Regions from separate parts of the Homo sapiens genome. Here region 2 is linked to region 1. The links are chromatin loops, found by intact Hi-C in ENCODE. Cell type or tissue: CD4-positive, alpha-beta T cell. All regions are shown on one strand. Each heading gives the region's core, and the rest is flanking DNA. Links, peaks and the distances in the headings are about the cores only. Region 1 overlaps KCNAB1 (potassium voltage-gated channel subfamily A regulatory beta subunit 1). Region 2 has its middle 15 kb from the start of LINC02029.

The links. Hi-C counts contacts between places; a loop is a spot of excess contacts. Peaks named below come from ENCODE experiments on the same cell type or tissue, not always from the same donor. Only the 100,000 strongest peaks of a DNase experiment are listed, where the experiment ranks them.
Region 2: a loop joins it to region 1, with 5 times the contacts of the local background. A loop is called at or near these places in 1 of 110 quality-filtered maps.

Annotation. Positions count from the first base shown.
Region 1 is chr3:156,481,739-156,487,116 of GRCh38, reverse strand. The region is part of intron 8 of KCNAB1 (potassium voltage-gated channel subfamily A regulatory beta subunit 1); the gene reads right to left. Among named protein-coding and RNA genes, the nearest start is that of KCNAB1-AS1, 37 kb to the right of the region's middle. RefSeq lists enhancers at 3,243-3,332, 3,363-3,622, 2,856-4,055. In CD4-positive, alpha-beta T cell, for the core only: no CTCF peak of the experiment used is centred there; DNase peaks (open chromatin) are centred at 2,656 and 3,506; H3K4me3 peaks cover 1,642 bases; H3K27ac peaks cover 3,177 bases.
Region 2 is chr3:157,064,479-157,069,856 of GRCh38, reverse strand. No RefSeq gene overlaps it. Among named protein-coding and RNA genes, the nearest start is that of LINC02029, 15 kb to the left of the region's middle. RefSeq lists an enhancer at 5,083-5,212. In CD4-positive, alpha-beta T cell, for the core only: no CTCF peak of the experiment used is centred there; a DNase peak (open chromatin) is centred at 2,596.

The DNA of each region.
Region 1 (5,378 bases), core at 110-5,109:
TCTGAAACTAAGAGTTAAATTTTTTTGGCATGTGCATGTAATTTAAGTCAGATTTAAACTTAGGTATTTAAACGTGTAACAAGCATAACTAATGATAATGTAATCCTTCAGCTTAATTTTTTTAAATCTCCTACTGGTCCTTAACATTCAGTAGAGCAAGTATCCTTTGGCCTTGATGAAAACTCAGACTGGTCCCACATCTTTTCTGCTCATTCTATGGTAATACAGAGACCTAAAGTCATTTTAAGTCATAAGCACATCCTCCAACAATCTCAATCAAACTTCAAACTCAAACTCTTTTCCTCTGCCCAAGCTGGGACCTGTTTAGGCTAGAAGACTACAAGAGTGTCAGGTATGTTTGGTTTCTCTGTTTCTCTATTTTCTCCCTCAAATCCCTGTCCTCCAGCCTTCATCCTCCAGGAGGCCCTGAAGGGCAGGACTCAAGAAGACCCCACACAGGAGACATTTGTAACTACCTTCCCTACCAGTCCCAGGAGGTCAGCACTCCCCCAGTGGTGCCACCAAGACAGATAGTCAGCCCACCTCTTTACCCCTGGATTTTCCAGGCATGCATCAGCTCCTAGGCCACTATGCTCCCCAGTCATGGGGGTAATGTTTTAAACCATCTGAATGGCCTTCAAACCCCCATCCCAACCAGGGTGGCAATGAAGAGGCAGCCTTCTCCCATGCTGGGGTGGATGGAGCTCACAGCACAGTTTTCTTCATACGTGCCCTTCTCACTAGACCCCCTTTACTCCCCTCTCTCAACTTTTATACTTTTGAAGCCAGTGAGGAGCTCCAGAGTCACTGAACAGAGAGTAGGGTAAGAGCAGAAGGGAAAGCTTCTCTTTGTAGAAGAAAACCAACTCCTAAAGAAAGAGGAGCTGATGGAATCAGGAAAGCACCGTCTCACAGCCCTCCTTATAAAAGCGGACACAGGCAGGGATCCTTGGTGGGTGCTAAAACAAGGTTGTGGGGGACAGGCTATTCACATAGTCTCAAATAATCACATTCTAGGTTATTTATTAGTTATAAAGTTAAAGAGGTACTGTCACAGGGGAGAAACCTGGCAGACATCACTTGAATCGAGTGATCAACCTGAACAGGACCAGCAATGGGATGCAGCAACCCTCCTGGGCCCTCGGAAAACAGTGTGGAAAATACTATGGAATAGTATGCAGACAGAAAAAAGAATGAAATCATGTCCTTTGCAGCAACATGGGCGGAGCTGGAGGCTATTATTCTAAGTGAAATAGAATCAGAAAATCAAATACGTCATGTTCTCACTTGTAAGGGGGAACTAAACAAGGGCTACACAAGGACATGAAGATGGAAATACTAGACAATGGGGACTCCAAAAGAGGGGAGGGTGGCAGGGTGGTGAGTCTTAAGAAACTCCCTATTGGGTACAATGTTCACTATTTGGGTGATCAGTTCACTAGAAGCCCAAAGCTCAGCATTATGTAATATACCCATGTAACAAACCTGCACATGTACCCCCGAATCTAAAATAGAATAAAATAAAAAAATTTAACAGTCATGACAATTAAATGTACTGCAGGATTCATGCCCCCCCCAAAAAAGCAAAACAAATAAATCCTATAAAGGACATTTTAGAAAATTTGAATATGGCTTGAATATTCTTGAGTATGATGATTGTGTTATGGTCATATAGAAGAATGCCTTATTCTCAGGAGATACTGGAGAAAATATTTATGAATGAAATGTCACAATGGCAAAGAACAAGAGAGGGAAAAACAAAGGCAAAATGTGGCACAATTTGGTAAATGTAGGTGAAGAGTATTGGGTGTTTATTCTTTCACCATTTCTATAAGTTTTTAATTTCTCAAAATAAAAAGTTGGGGGAAGAAAGAGCTATGGAACAAGCTCTTGCACACTTCATTTGAAAGTACAAATGGAGAACTGGCATCTCACTCTAAAATGTCATTTCAATTGTTTCTTGGTGTCTGGCTGAAACTTTGATTATTACATCTTCCAAGGTTTATATATTCCTAAAAGTGTAAACATATGTAACAACAACAACCTCAAAATATTTGTGCAGGACAATTACAATTTATAACATGTTTCCACTTATCTCATTTTGTCTTCACAACAATCTTGGAAATAGCTAGAATATTTTTATTCTTCCCATTTTACAAATGAAAAACTGAGAAGCTGAAGGTCTGAGCAACTCAGCCAAGTTTATATACCTAAGACTAACGCCCTCACCTTCTGATTGCAGACCTCATATTTTTTTAGGACACATATTAAATATTCAGGAGGGGGGTTAACAAAACCACTTACTCTCATTATTAATACTTCCTTTTGTACAGAAAGTAAGAGAGAGACTCGAGGGTATTTGTTTATCCCCGGCTGTCTGAGAATTTTCGATTACCCTGACACAGGTGGCTCTGCTCACTGCATTCAATCAGCATGCCAGTAAACCCTCAGAGTGTGTTGCTGCTAAGTCATGTTAGTCTCCAAGTCCTCTGCATGTCACTGCAGATCTGCTGCAGCAGATCGAGGAACTTACAGAAATGAATTCTCCTGAGATCCAGTCAACATCCCCTCAGAATATGGAGTTAAATTTTGTCACAACTCCAAATATCTCTCAGAGAAATGACAACTCACAGAAGGAAGTGCACATGAGTCATAAACCCACAGCCCCAGAATACTAAGCAGCTCTGTTTTTCACCTGACAGCTGGGGTGAGCAGAAGCACTCTCTGTTCTCCCTCTCTCTCTCTCTTTTTTCTTAACTAAAAACAACTTAAGGGAAAAAGAAGAAGAAGAAAAAAGCATCCTTTTGGAGCTTGGTGAAGTCCACAGACTTGTTGTGAGAAGGTACAATAGTCTCCCAAACATTTGGCCCACCTTGTTTTTCCTTTTTTAACTTACTGAATGATACAGATTGAATCTCTTCTGCCTTCGCTGTTGAGTAAAGATGTCATGAAAGAAAAAAAAGGTGGGGGAGGGAGGAGAGAAAATAGAGGAAGTAAACTGCATAGCATATAAGCATATCCTTCTTTAGAATCTTCCCTTCAAACCAGGACTTTATGGAATAAGGTTGGGAATCACTGATTTCCAAAGAAAGCGGAAAATACAACACCAGATGAGTACAATTGTTTTTCTGGAGTATAGTTTTCTTTAAAGCCAGCTCTTCACATATTTTCTGCAGCCTTGGCAATTGTTAACTTCTCAGTAGTTCTAGTAAAGGTAATTTCTCTAAAGCTCTTGTTCTTTCTATGGAACCCAGTTGGAAAAGATCATTTGTTAACCAGGGGCTCTGTTCTTATAGATGCATATCAGAATGATCCACAGTCAGAACTTTGTGGGCCTCTTGTTAATGCTGGAAATTTTTCAACAGGCCTGGAAGATTTGCCGGACCTGAGGCAACATGTCAACAACTGAGAGTGGTGAACTCTGTAATGTGCCTTTGCTGTATGACTTAAGATTATTCAGTTCTGCTCAAGAAAGAAAGTGAAACAAAGAAAGAGGATAAATGAAACTGGGTGGAGATGCAAGTAGCTTGTGAGACATAGGCAGAATTTATATGATGAGCATGGTAAAACTAAGTGGATTAGTAACCCCTGAGTCATAGTGGCCATCAACAAAGTAGAGAATGTGCATGCTGAACACAGATAGGAGGGAGGAATGGAAAGAGGTGATATTGACAACATATCCATATGCATACGACATCAAACATTTGAAATATACTAAATATAAATACATAAAATATGAGAACTTAAGTCTTCAGTCAGCCACCCATTGGTGACCCCCATTCTAGCCACAGAAATCCTCTGTGCAAGGAATGCAAATAGTCCTTAGCTGTTCATCAGGCCAAATGATGAGCTACAGGTCATGGCCAGGTGGGCTTGTCCCTGTGTCTTTCCAAGTATACTACTGACCCGGGCATCTTTTCCTTGCTGAGCCCCTTGCTGAAACCTCAGATTTGACCTATATAATCACACCACGGAGAAGGTCAATGTGGTAGATAGAGAGAACAGGTCACATGAGCACTGTGTGTCCCAAGATTTAAGTAGCTGGGTTCTTTCTCCTGCGTGAATTCTAGTGTAATTATTTTAACTGTCCCTATCTCTTCCCCTCTTTCTTCTCATAATGTGTTTTAATTGATTTGATAAACCATGTGACTCATGCATCTTAATTTGTTGTGTTAGCCTTCTTCTTTGAGACCTCTAGGATAACCTGGTAGTAGACCTGGAGACTACAATTGCATCAAGGTAATTTCCTGCATAAAAAAATTACAGCAGTACTATACAAACAGTAATAATAACAAAAATGGTAGCTCTAAATTTCGAGTAGTTACTAGGCAACATCCTAAGCATTTTGTGTATATTATCTCAAATAATCCTCACAATAACCCTATAGAGCAGATATTATTACCTACGTTCTACAGATAAGAAAACCAGGGACAAGAGAAGTTCAATAACTTGCCTAAGATCAATTGGCTCGTAACAGAAAGAGGATTTGAATTGAGGTCTGACTCTTAATGCCATACCTTTGCTATTTTGGAGGAGTCCAAGCTATTTTCCAAACCCCCTCCCCACTGCCCACCATTTCCTCCTATTAGGTCATCCTAACTAAAATCTACCCCCATAACTTCCTAGCCCCCTCCCATGATTAGTTTGTTTCTCCATTCTATTATCACCATCTAATGTAACTTTCTTACTAACTTTTTGTCTGTCTCCCCAACAAGAATGTGATTTTTCTAAGGATAGGATTTTTGTTTATTAACTTCTGCTTCTCCAAGTGCCCAAAACAGTGCTTAAATAGTAAGTATTCAGTGAATATCAACTGAATGAATGAGTTAATCCTATTATTGAGTTGTTTTTTTTTTCTAGAGACATCTTTGAAAATAAAGTCACAGGCACAAGATCACCTTTCAGGCTGAATAGATTAACCCTGGAAAATTTATGATTAAATCAGCTTAAAGGGCATAAAGAGTTTCAGAGCAAAATTTTAGGAGGAAAAAAAGGGCTATAAGAAAATTACACTGCCAACTCCATGGCTTGAATCTTACATGACTTCATCACAGATCCTGTGCAGCCCTGCAGCTTGGCTATCTCCATTAGATTTTCATCATATTATAATTTCAGGGCCTTGGACTTCTCCCATGATTACCTCTGAGAAGAGATCCAGAGAAAGGAGAGTTTTACATGCCTTACCTAGGGCATTCTAGAAATGGAGCTTACGTTTGTTTGCCCCAGCTGTGAGTGAGGTGCTGTAACCACATTGTTAACTCATTCAGATGGTGCTTTATGTTTCCTCTGTTTTCAGGTGAGGAAAGTGAGCCTCTGTGAGGATAGTAGCTTTTCCCAAGTGTACAGTCTGATAGGTAGCAAAGCCAGAATTTGAAGTT
Region 2 (5,378 bases), core at 282-5,281, 580 kb before region 1:
AGATCTCACTGGCTGGGGTCACTCAATCAGTATAGAGATGAGAATCTGCCCTCCAATAAATCTTGAGCTTGGGTGGCTTCCTACTGCCCTTTAAGCCTGTATCCCTCTACCCCCAAGTCTACCTCCTTGATCTCTGGGCAATTGAGTCTGGACAATAGTTACTCTCTCACCTCCAAATCTCGAGTACTGCACCACTTAGCAAATGCATCAGGTTTAAAAATCCTGCCACTTAACGTAGGCTTATTTTCTGTCTAAAATGTGCAGATGTTTAATTGTCTCATCTGTGAAATGATGACGAAAATAGCTTATCTGGTTGGACCAGACAAAACTGAACCTGAGCATTTCTCAAGATCTCTTCCGTCTCTGGAATCCATGATTCTGAGATATTTTCAAATATATGCACTAAAAATGAGTTTTTCTAAAACCAAATTGTGATTCATGTGAATTACTAACGACTGAACCAAATACAGCAGCTTATTTAGTTCTGGCCTCAGGAGAAATCTTTTTTTTTGAAACAGGGTCTTGCTCTGTCACCCAGACTGGAGTGCAGTGGCACAATCATGGCTCACTGCACCCTCGACCTCCTGGGCTCAGGCAATGCTCCCACCTCAGGCGATTCTCCCACCTTAGCCTCCGGAGTAGCTGAGACAACAGGCGTGCGCCACCACACCAGGCTAATTGTTTTATTTTTTGTGGAGATGGGGTCTCACTATATTGCCAGTGGTCCCAAATCCCTGGTCTCAAACAGTCCTCTCACCTCAGCCTCCCAAAGTGTTGGGATTACAGGCATGAGCTACCACTCTCTGCAGGAGAAACTTGTAATTTACTTTTAGGTGAAAAGTCTCTTCTCCACTAAATACTGCATAAAAATGGCAAGATTCTCTACTGAATATTAATGTGACCGTAGCAAACAAAGGAAGAGACTATAAAAGTCTGAAATGTAAATATGTGGCCCACTATTCCAAAATAGTAAATGTAACAAAAGGAAGAAAGTCAGCCTCCTCCACCCTAGTGCACCAGGCGGCCTAGGGCAAGCCACAGAAGTCAGCCCCTTACTTCCTTTCCCACCATCCCACCAGGCAGCATCTCTGCCTTTGCTCACATTCTTCCCTGAGTCTTCAGAGCTCCCCGTCCTGCTTCACCTGTGTGAGGTTTCCTCATCCCTGCAGCCCCCACAGCTCACATCTATTTTTTTCTGAAAACTTTGCATAGCCTGCCTGCCCTCTGGGCCGGCTGGAGGTCATCTCTGCTTCTCAGGTTCCCAGCCCCTTGTATGCTGTGACAGCACTCGCCACCCGCTCCTGATATGGCATTGCATGGTTGGTACGCACTTGTCTGTCTCTGTCACTGGACTTAAGTTTCTGGAAGGCCGAGACGCTCTCTGTCATCATTCCCATGGCCCTTACACAGGTTAGACATCCAATACATTTTTATGAAATTTAAATGAATTGAAGAAGGATGACAATTTTCCTATCCAGATGTGTATCTCTACCACAGATTATTGGAACAGACTGTAGTGCGAAAGTGGCAGTGACTTAGTCAATGTAGCCAGTGATTCTGAACGTTGGCACCATTGACATTTGGGCTGGATAATTCTTGGTTGTGGGGGGCTGTCCTGTGCCCTGCTGGATGTTGAGCAGCATCCTTGGCCTCTCCCCAATGGATGCCAGTAGCACTCCTCCTCCTCCTCTTCCTCCCAAGTTATGATATCAAAAACACTGGCAGTATCCCCAGTCATTGACAATGTCTCCTGAACTACCCCTGGTTGAGAACCACTGATGCAGGTGATTCCCAAAGGAGGCTGAGAGAAAGTACCAGACATGATGCTCAGTGATGTCCTACACAGTGTCCTGACTCCTAGAGTCACCGTCATTTTAACACAACAGTGCACAGCAGCCACTTACACCTCTGGCCAAATATTTCTCCCTGACAGGCTATCACAGTGCACGCTAGTCAAACACTGGAATTTTCTTTTCTTTTTTTCTTTTTTGAGATGGAGTCTCACTCTGTCTCCCAGGCTGGAGTGCATGGCAAGATCTTGGCTCACTACAACCTCTGCCTCCTGGGTTCAAGCAATTCTCCTGCCTCAGCCTCTTGAGTAGCTAGGACTACAGGCATGTACCATCATGCCCAGTTAATTTTTGTGTTTTTAGTAGAGATGGGGTTTCATCATGTTGGCCAGGCTGGTCTCGAACTCCTGTCCTCAAGAGATCCACCCATCTCGGCCTCCCAAAGTGCTGGGACTACCGGAGTGAGCTACCACGCCCAGCCCAAATGCTGGAATTTTCTTAAAGGAGGTGGGGAAGGAAGGAACTGAATAAGGCCTCATCCCCTTTGAAATATAAATACCTTTGTTTAGGAGGTTGTGGTCTTGGAGCACAACAGCTACTAACAGGTGCCTGGGGTCATGCCGGGAAACCACAAGGGCAAAAAGTAACAACAACAGCTGATTTGAGAGACATATTTTTCCTTAGAAGGTATACAGGGCCATCACTGCTTGAAATATTCACACATACAAATTCAAGGAAGGGGCACACCTATTTGGCACGAGCCCTGTGGCTGTGGTTAGAGAAGATTTGAATATTTTGAGTGTGCAGGAAGGTGAACTTCATGTATCTTTACCTTAGCTTCCTTAGGCTGGGGCTATCTGTCAGCTACAGAGCAGCCCACAGGCAGGCGGAGCTGTGATGAAGCACATTTGTTCAAACACAGCAAATGGTGTTTGAAAAAACCACCACTCTTGCTTTTTTATGAAGCTATTACACTCTGTCATGTCAGGGAGCTGAGCCCAAGTGATGCCCAAGTGGCCATGATAGACTCACACTACAGGGCCTGGGAGAGCAGTGGGATTGTTTTTTTTCCTCGTTGAGGCAGTAAAAGATTGATTTTTGAGGCAGTGACTGAGGCATTATGCATTAATGACTACGCAGGGATTTTCATTCACATATCACGCACTGACAGTGGAAACTGAAGCTGCTGTGTAAGGTGCTGGCTCAATGCCCTTCCATGACTCCTTCCTCATCACGTCATTTGCCTGCCGAGATGCCGGGGCCTTCCGAATCATGGGGTCGATTGAGTAAAGGGCCCATGGTTTGGTGCAGGGCATCTCAAGCCAACACACGAGAATAACTGATGCAGCTGCTGAGATGAGAAGGTCTGCCGCAATGCTAATAACTCCACCTGGCTGCTCTCACATTTGACTTCTTGTATTCAGATTTGGAGAGACAGCTGGGAGCCTCTGATGAGAAAATAAAAAATTTACAACAATAAGCAAGCTGTCCTCTGACACCAGGAGAGGAACTCGCTTCAGCCCTGGCAAGAATTGCAGCTGGACTTTGTGAGGCACTGTTTCATCAGATGCCAAACATCATAGCAAGGGCAAGAATGACAAGAATTACAGTTTCTGCCCTGATGCACAGGTACTGATGGAAGAGATATTTCTGTGTTGATTTTGCACTTCTCAGGGCAAATCTGCAAAATAGATATCAAAGGAGATGTGGGCACTGGGCAAGGAGCCACACCAATCAACCATATAGAGCAGTCTGGAGGAGTCTCTCCCCATCTCCAACCCTCAGTTTTTCCCACCTGTTAAACACAGGCCACAATGTCTGTGCAGCCACCTCGCAGTGCAGTTAAAAGAACCGGTTTAAACAGTGTTTCTTAGCTTAGAGTCAATGGCTGAACAGGTTGCAGAGGGGCTGTAAAATCCTGAAATTTGCATGAAGCAATTTTTCCATATATGTCCATGTGCATCTTTTTGAGGAGGGGTTTGTCGCTTTCACTATATTCTTAAGAATATAGTCACTCTTAAGAGGTTAAGGGCCACTGTTCTAGGTAATGTGTGAAGGTGATGTATGTGTCCTGTAATTGAGCTATTATCAGCAAGCTTTTTGAGGAAAAAGGGACACAGAGGAGCACTTATTATGTGTTAGGGACTGTGCAGGACACACAGAGAATAGAAAAAAAAATGACCCTGGCCTTCTGGAGCATATGATAGACTTTAGATATGAGCCCAAAACAGATTAAAAGTTAAAAGGAAAAGCTAAGTGTAGGCAACACAGGTGAAAGGTCAGAAGAATGTAAGTGCCCCATAGAAGGAGAGAAATGGACTTCCAGCTACAGTGGGTTTAGGGATGGACACAGAGCGAGGGTGGGATTGAGTACAGGGAAAGGCAGGCAAGAGCATCTGTGGAAGAGGGATGGCCGGTGCAGCAGAGCTTGCATGCTGAGTTGACACGCTCCATGCCAGAGACCCTTAGATTGGGACTAAGTGTCACCGAAGAGAAGGCTGCGTTCAACAGATAGTTCTCAGGGTGACAGTTCATCCCAGGTGCCCTCAGACCCACATGACCTGCTCTTGGTCCTTCAGCCTCCGCTCTGCAGATGGGGCTGAGGGGCCCACCCAGAGAAGCCCTGTGGGGGAGAACAGAGCCTGCCCAGGACAGATATTCTCCTCCTTAGGAGCAAGTCCTCTTGACCCCCATGTTCCAAGCAGGAAGCTTTTCACATGTAGACTTTCTTCCTGCTGTGATGCACAAAAGCAGCCTCTTGCCAGTTAACAAAGTCTGCTGGAGCCTCCTGGGGCCATGCCTAGCACATCGTTACCCGAAGCAGACTAGGCAAACAAAGCCCTAGAAAATGAGAAAAAATGGAAATGATTTGATATTTTAGAAAAAAATATTGAAGTGTTTATCGTGGGGAAAACTGGAACCCTGTTAATATTTTTACTAGTATTGTATGGCATGGCAGTTTCTAAATTCTGCATGTGGTGGGGCCACTGTAACTCTTTCTGGGCAGAGTACTCTGTGATGATTCTACTCAGACCCTGGCTCCACAGACTGGCAAGGCCGCCCCTTCCCAAATCAGCAAGTGTCCTGGACCAAATGGTCATTTCTCCACTCCTCTGGGACTCTGAAAGAGCATTCTCCAGAGCTCTTGGGATCTTGCCTTGGCTCTGTGGATGTAAAGATCCCAAAGTCTTTCTAGAATGTACTCTTGAAGACTGAGTTGACTCTGGAGATCAGTGTAGGATCACTGTCCCCACTTTGCAGCCCCAAACCCACTTCCCAAGGGAGTAATTCATTACCTGCAGTCCTGATTACTCAAAGGAAATGTCTAATGACGTCTGCTCTGCAGTACCCAAGGACCTGAGACCAGGACTCCTGGCCTCTTTTCAGAAAGAGTGGAGTCTGCCATTTCCTGACCACCGCCCTGTCCTCAAGGGCAGCTCATCTCCCGTGTTACATTCCTGCATGAACCCCCGCCCTGATCCTGTGACTTGTCATGTGCCACAGTGCCATGAGATTTGTGTTACTTTGCTTCTGTTCCTGAAAGTTATCAGTTCCCCTTTTCTTCCTATCACTGCCTGGCTGAATGAT